Regions from separate parts of the Homo sapiens genome. Here region 1 is linked to region 2. The links are chromatin contacts, found by Hi-C or POLR2A ChIA-PET in ENCODE. All regions are on one chromosome and are shown on one strand. The core of a region is the stretch at or near the end of the contact, and the rest is flanking DNA. Distances in the headings are between cores, read along the strand shown. Region 1 overlaps ARHGAP18 (Rho GTPase activating protein 18). Region 2 overlaps ARHGAP18 (Rho GTPase activating protein 18).

Region 1 (3,152 bases), core at 581-3,080, 40 kb before region 2:
TTACAGTGGGGTCAACTTGCTTTTGATTTTGAAAGTTGTTGCCAACATACAGGCAGGGTTGTTGCAAAAAGACTTCTTCGTTTCCTAGAGGAGGGCTTGAGTAGGGAGAAAACCATCTGGACTTCTCACTTCTGGGAACTCAAGTATTAACTAAATTCATTTTTGTGTGTAGATCAGAGGGGAAAATAAGAGGAAGTGGGAGAGGAAAAAAAAAAGCTGCCTTGTATTTTTGAATATGGAAAAAACTATCAAGTGATCACCGTGATCAGCACATTTAATGGTTGCATTTAAGTCTGAATAGAATTTTTGAGAAGGCTGGGCTTTTTTGACATCTCTTTTTAATGAAAAATATGTAACAATAACCTTTATACAGTACCTTCAATTTGCCTGGTATTGTGTGCTTTATAATATCCTATATTTGAATATTGACTCATTTATATTTCACAATTTTTTTTTTTTAGACGGAGTCTTGCTCTGTTGGCCCAGGGTGGAGTGCAGTGGTGTGATCTCAGCTCACTGCAACCCCTGGCTCCCAGGTTTAAGTGATTCTCCTAGCTCAGCCTCCCAAGTAGCTGGGATTACAGGTGCCTGCCACCATGCCTGGCTAATTTTTGCATTTTTAGTAGAGATGAGTTTTTACCATGTTGGCCAGGCTGGTCTTGAACTCTTGACCTCAATTGATCCGCCCACCTCGGTCTCCCAAAGTACTGGGATTACACATGTGAGCCACTGTGCCCAGCCCTATATTTCATGATTCTATGAGAGTAGGTATAGTTATGGTCTCTATTTTATAGTTGGGGAAACCGAGGCCCAAAAGTGAAGAAAACTTGCTCAAGGTGACATGCTAGGAATGTGGTGGAGCTGCTTTGAAACCCTGGCAGCCTGGTTCCAGAGGCTGTCCTGTTAATTACTACGCTGTGTCCAGTGTCCACCGCCGGAGTCTGAGAAAGCAGTAATGACGTTTCTCTATTTCAGTGACCTTGCATATTGGATTTGCCCAGTTTACTTTGGAAGTACCCATTCCACTTTTCTAGGATCATGAAACACTGTATTTAATACTCAAATATCTTAGTGCTGATATCTTCTCTGATTCTAGAGGGCATTTCACAGATCTTACTGAAAAATTCCTTGGGGTAGTATTAGGCTTCGGGTTAAGTAATTTATTTATTAGACAAATTTCTTGGCTTTCATGATTTGGGTAAAGTATGGTCAATCTGTGTACTTCTGATTATATGCTAAACACGTGAAAGTCACCAGATGGCCAACTACGATGATTCCCATGGACTTCTACGGATATATTAATGCTGTTTTGGAGGACCCTCTGTGTGCCGCAGGCTCCATGACACCTAATGTTGGTGGATGCGTTCTGGTGTGTATGTGTTTCCATGAAATTTACAAACTAACACACAGCATTCTAACATGTTCACTTAGGAACTTTCAAAACTTTGCCCTACAAGACAACATTCTCAATAGAGAAAATTTAGAAAAATAGCAGCACAAAAGAGGAGGCAAAAGTCACTTATATTATTAATATAATACTACTCTAGAGCTAACCACAATTGAATTTTATTTTGCCTCAGTATTTTTTTCCCATGCACATTCCTAGGCATGCTATCTTAAAGCAACAGTTTGTGTAGTTAATCTGTTGCTCTCCCCACAGTTATATTTTAACTAGGGTACTGAATACAGAACGTTTTGCACATGCATTTTTGCTGGAGAAACCACAGATATGTAGCCATTTATAGTGTTTCTTAGCTATCGCATGCATCATTTCCTCTCCTACTTCCTCCTGTCACTGGCAGTCCTGCAGCTGGCCTGCCTTGCCACTCCTGACATCTGAGTCATCACTGACATCTCTCTCCCCAGGCCTGCTCAAGGAGCTCTTACTAAGCTTTGTTATTTTTTTCTCTCCAAGATTTTTCAGATCTGTACTTTATTTTTCAACGCCCCAACTCAATCCTAATCTGCACTTCAATCATCTCGCGCTGTCAGTGTCAGTTTCTTGGCTTTGAGCTCCTTCTCTTTTCAATTCACATTTTCAAAAGCCATTTTCTCCCAAGTGTTTTCTCACCTTTCCTTTCTTAGCAGAACTCCCCCCCGCCGTGGTTACACCTCCACGTTACTTTCCAGGTATGCCCACATCATTTTATGATTCTTGATGGTGTTCTCATTCACCATATCCACTTTGTGCAAGGCAGAGATACACCTTGCTGCTTTGTTATTGCATTGTTGTGAAAGGTAAATTGGGCTGGCCCCAGAGAAAATTGTGAAATAAGGAAAGATTTTGCCATCTCCAACCTCTATTTTCCATTACATTTTTGACTCATCAGGGCTTTTTTCTTCTCTGACTTGTTATCATTCCGCTCTGTAATTCATACTGCTAATCAAAATATGAAAGGATCTGATATTGGTTGTTTATACGTAAATGAATTTGATCACAAATTATTAACGTGTGATCAATGTTTTAATGAAATGAAGCTAATGCAAGTAGATATAGTTTTTCATTTCTACGGGAAAAAAAGCCCGTACTTGGCAGATAAAAAAACCAACAACCCTGTGCTGGTTCCTTCCACCTCAAATTAAAAGAAAAAACAAGGCCGGGCGTGGTGGCTCACGCCTGTAATCCCAGCACTTTGGGAGGCTGAATTGGGCAGATCACGAGGTCAGGATATCGAGACCATCCTGGCTAACATGGTGAAACCCGGTCTCTACTAAAAATACAAAAAGTTAGCCGGGCGTGGTGGCGAGTGCCTGTAGTCCCAGCTACTCGGGAGGCTGAGGCAGGAGAATGGTGTGAACCTGGGAGGTGGAGCTTGCAGTGAGCCGAGATCACGCCACTGCAGTCCAGCCTGGGTGACACAGCGAGACTCCGTCTCAAAAAAAACAAAAAAAAAAACAAAAAAAAAAAAAGAAAAAACAAAACACATTTCTCACTTTTTTTTTCCTGAAGTATATAAGTCTGTGAATAACCATGGTGGTAAAAACAGAAAGGAGAAACAGAACGAGAAAGAAAGAAATAGAACAATCAATAGAATATAGTAATATTATCAAGCTATGTCTTTTGATTAAAATGTATTATATGGTTTACCTTGATTAAAATGCATTATGTGTGCAGTTTTCTCAAAAAAATTCTTATTGTGTTTTATTGTTCA
Region 2 (3,159 bases), core at 350-2,849:
TTATAGAGCAACTCTGGCAACTTCCTTTAGAGGACAGCGTCTAGTTCTGTCATTATACTTGTAAAAGGTGAGAAATGCGGGAGCTTCTGAAGCATATCCATGGCACGATTAGCACACAGAATTCTGGAGGGAGAGGGAGGAGGAAGGAACTTGGAATAATTGCTTGCTAGAAAGTCAGGGAGGGGTCACTGGTAGTTGCCTGTGGTATAAACTGTGTGTTTCTTTGATTTCAACACCATGTGTCAACTTGGATCTTTTGGAAATATAAAATATTTCTGCTCTGTACTTCATTACATCTAGCAGATGTTGCTTTATGTTTTTGAACCCCATTTGCAGAATGAACATGATATCATATAACATACTCCTAAAAACAGAAAAGAGGAAACTAGTTAACTGGCCTCTTAGCAGAACAGTTTTAGGAAGGTCCAGACTTTTAGTCACTGCCTGTCTGAAGTACAAAAGTAGAATATATTCTACAAAGAAAAGAAGTAACACAACATGTTCATTGATGTAAACTGAAGGAATGTTCACTTACATTTTTAGACAAATTAAAAAATACGTGGCAGGTTGACCAAGGAGGGTAGTCTATTACTGAATGGCTGTCTCCTTCCCACTCCTCATCCCCTCTTATTTAAAAATGAAAATGTGTTCTTGCAGTATTTACCAGTGATCAAAAAAAAATACAGACAAAAGAAAAAGAAAATTCCTCTTTTCCATGACTCAGTATTTTTAGGTTATCACAAACCTATTCAGCTTCTGAATCTTATTAAAGTCAAAATATTGAGTCAATTCATCAGCACTAAGCTATTCAATTTTTGCTTTATGCATGTTTTGAAAGCAAGGCTTGATATAGATGGTGTATTTATGTAACAATGGTGTTACTCAATGACCTTGCATTTTTCTGCACATGCTATCTTAATGGAAATTTACTGGAAAATTCTTGCCAGAATAAACACATTCCTTCAGGAGTGAAAGGCTTAATGTACTTCTAGTTCAACTGCACCTTTTTCCCTTGAGCAGATAAACCCAATTATTTGGCGTTAGTCATTATACTTCACACAGTTTACAGTACTTATTGTGGTCTCACAGGGGGGTAAGAGTTAAAGGAGACAGAAGTAAGGTGGTCAATTTCACACTATGAGAGAGAAAACAAAAGGATAAGGCATCTGTCTATTTGACATGCAATACGAAAAATGAAGCTGGCAGTCATCTGTAAATTAACATTAGCTATCCTGGTAAGGCAGAAGTAAGGAATATGAACAATACAGATAAGTTGAGCTGCTGAACCAGAAATTTAAAAATATATATTTTTTATTTTTAAGAGAGGGATGACTTTCTCATTTACATGTTAATTTAAGAATCAGGAGTGAAAACTCTACAAGAAAAATACTGGCTATGTAGTGGCCATTGGGGCCGGATATGGGGACCCAGGTGGAATACAGAGATGTAAACAGGACGATTGAGGCCAGGGAAGGAGGAAGTACCCCTTGAATTAAGGGATGAAGAAGGCAAACAATGAACAATGGAGACTTAAGGAAAGAGATTCACAAACATGTCTAGACTTAGGCTTGTTGGCCCCTGTCCTAATTCCCACCCATCGCCACCCCAAGGTTGCTACTGGGGAGAGAGTATAGTGATTGTTTATTCATGTATGCAACCAGCATTAATAAAGTTTGTAATCAAGGCAGGAAGAATCATCTTTAAAGGAATAAAACTGGCTTATTAGCATATTAAAGCTAAGTGCTCAGTTATACTGCATTTATTTGCAGCAATAAACAATTAAGTTCCTTGCCTTTTTCTAACCAGTTGGAATTAAGCTGCTGGATAGATTCGCCCAGAGTTTAGTGACCCTCTCCCTTATGTACTATTAAAATCCTACTATTTTAAACAATTTTGGGAAAGGTTAGTTTAAATGTGAATGTTCACACACTATTATTTTGTTGTAATTTTAAAATTATTTTCAATATGTACAGTAAGTAAAACCAATCTGGCAAACAAAGAATTACTTCCTGGAAGTCCTTCTTGAGAGAAGCAATCTGAAAATTAGAATAGCAAAACAGTTATTCAACTATTGTCCTCACTCAAATTGTATTCTTTAAAAAAATTTATTGTTAGTCCATTCTCACGCTGCTTGTAAAGACATACCTGAGACTGGGTAATTTGTAAAGGGAAGAGGTTTAATTGACTCACAGTTCAGTATGGCTGGGGAAGCCTCAGGAAACTTAAATCATGGCAGAAAGGGAGGCAAACACACCCTTATTCACATGATGGCAACAAGGAGAAGTAACAAGCCAAAAGGGGAAAAGCCCCTTATGAAACCATCAGATCTCATGACAACTCACTCACTATCACGAGAACAGCATGAAAGTAACTGCCCCCATGATTAAATTACCTCCTGTTGGGTCCCCCCAGGACTCATGGGGCTTATGGGTACTACAATTCAAGATGAGATTTGGGTGGGGACATAGCCAAACCATATCAACCGTATATAAAGGAAAGGCATCAAAGCTGAAAAATTTCTTCTTTTAAGGAATCGGGCATGGTCTTCTCTATAAATAATAATAAAACAAAAAATTATTTTATTATATATAGGTTTTTATTATAAGCTCCTTTAATTCAATTTTAGAAGTAGGTAAGATATGAATTATAACAAAAAACATTGTTTACTTGAAGTTATACAAATACTCTTATTTATTCAATTTATTCTTCATAGATAATATCTGAGAGAGAAATGTTTGAGGTAATTCCAAGCTATTCAGAATTGCTAATAAATGAGTTTGTACCCCAGTTTTGAATTTTTAATACATATAAATCATGGGTCCATTTATAAATAAAGATTAGAAATTTCTTTCTACAGTAGATTATAACAGCAAACTTAAATCATCCTATTTATATTTTGATTTCAAAAATAAAATGGAAATTCAAATAGTGCTTCATCGGTTGAAGATATTTGCTGTATAAGAGTTGACTAAGTTTGGTTTATGAATATAAATGATAAACACAAGAATTATATAAAATTCATTCCCAATTAATAGTCTGTAATCAAGATTTAATGTGTTGCTTTTTAAAAACAAAGTTTCAGGTTTAAATGAGTCTTATGCCTGGGTGTGGTGGCTCATGCCTTTAATCTCAGTGCTTTGGGAGGTTGAGGTGGGAGGA

The links. A loop is a pair of places that touch in the nucleus more often than their neighbours do. ChIA-PET counts read pairs that join two places held with the same protein, here RNA polymerase II (POLR2A). Pooled maps may share reads with other maps.
Region 1: a loop to region 2 is called in a map of endothelial cell of umbilical vein, with 5 times the contacts of the local background. The contact joins two enhancer-like sites. A Hi-C loop is called at or near these places in 9 of 168 maps with a recorded cell type or tissue (Caco-2, Caki2, Calu3 and 6 more), 19 of 37 single-sample maps with no recorded cell type and 7 of 50 pooled maps. POLR2A ChIA-PET finds 5 or more read pairs at or near these places in 10 of 52 experiments (A673, AG04450, BJ and 7 more).

What each region holds. Positions count from the first base shown.
Region 1 is chr6:129,682,814-129,685,965 of GRCh38, reverse strand. The region is part of intron 1 of ARHGAP18 (Rho GTPase activating protein 18); the gene reads left to right. Among named protein-coding and RNA genes, the nearest start is that of ARHGAP18, 26 kb to the left of the region's middle. RefSeq lists an enhancer at 1,628-1,922. Within about 2 kb of position 1,830, at least 35 of the 41 ENCODE cell types and tissues checked have a DNase peak (open chromatin) inside an H3K27ac peak, as active enhancers do; they include HCT116, PC-9, Panc1 and 1 more, where a contact is called at or near this core.
Region 2 is chr6:129,642,536-129,645,694 of GRCh38, reverse strand. All of the region lies in intron 1 of ARHGAP18 (Rho GTPase activating protein 18), which reads left to right. Among named protein-coding and RNA genes, the nearest start is that of ARHGAP18, 66 kb to the left of the region's middle. Within about 2 kb of position 1,599, at least 5 of the 41 ENCODE cell types and tissues checked have a DNase peak (open chromatin) inside an H3K27ac peak, as active enhancers do; they include HCT116, PC-9, Panc1 and 1 more, where a contact is called at or near this core.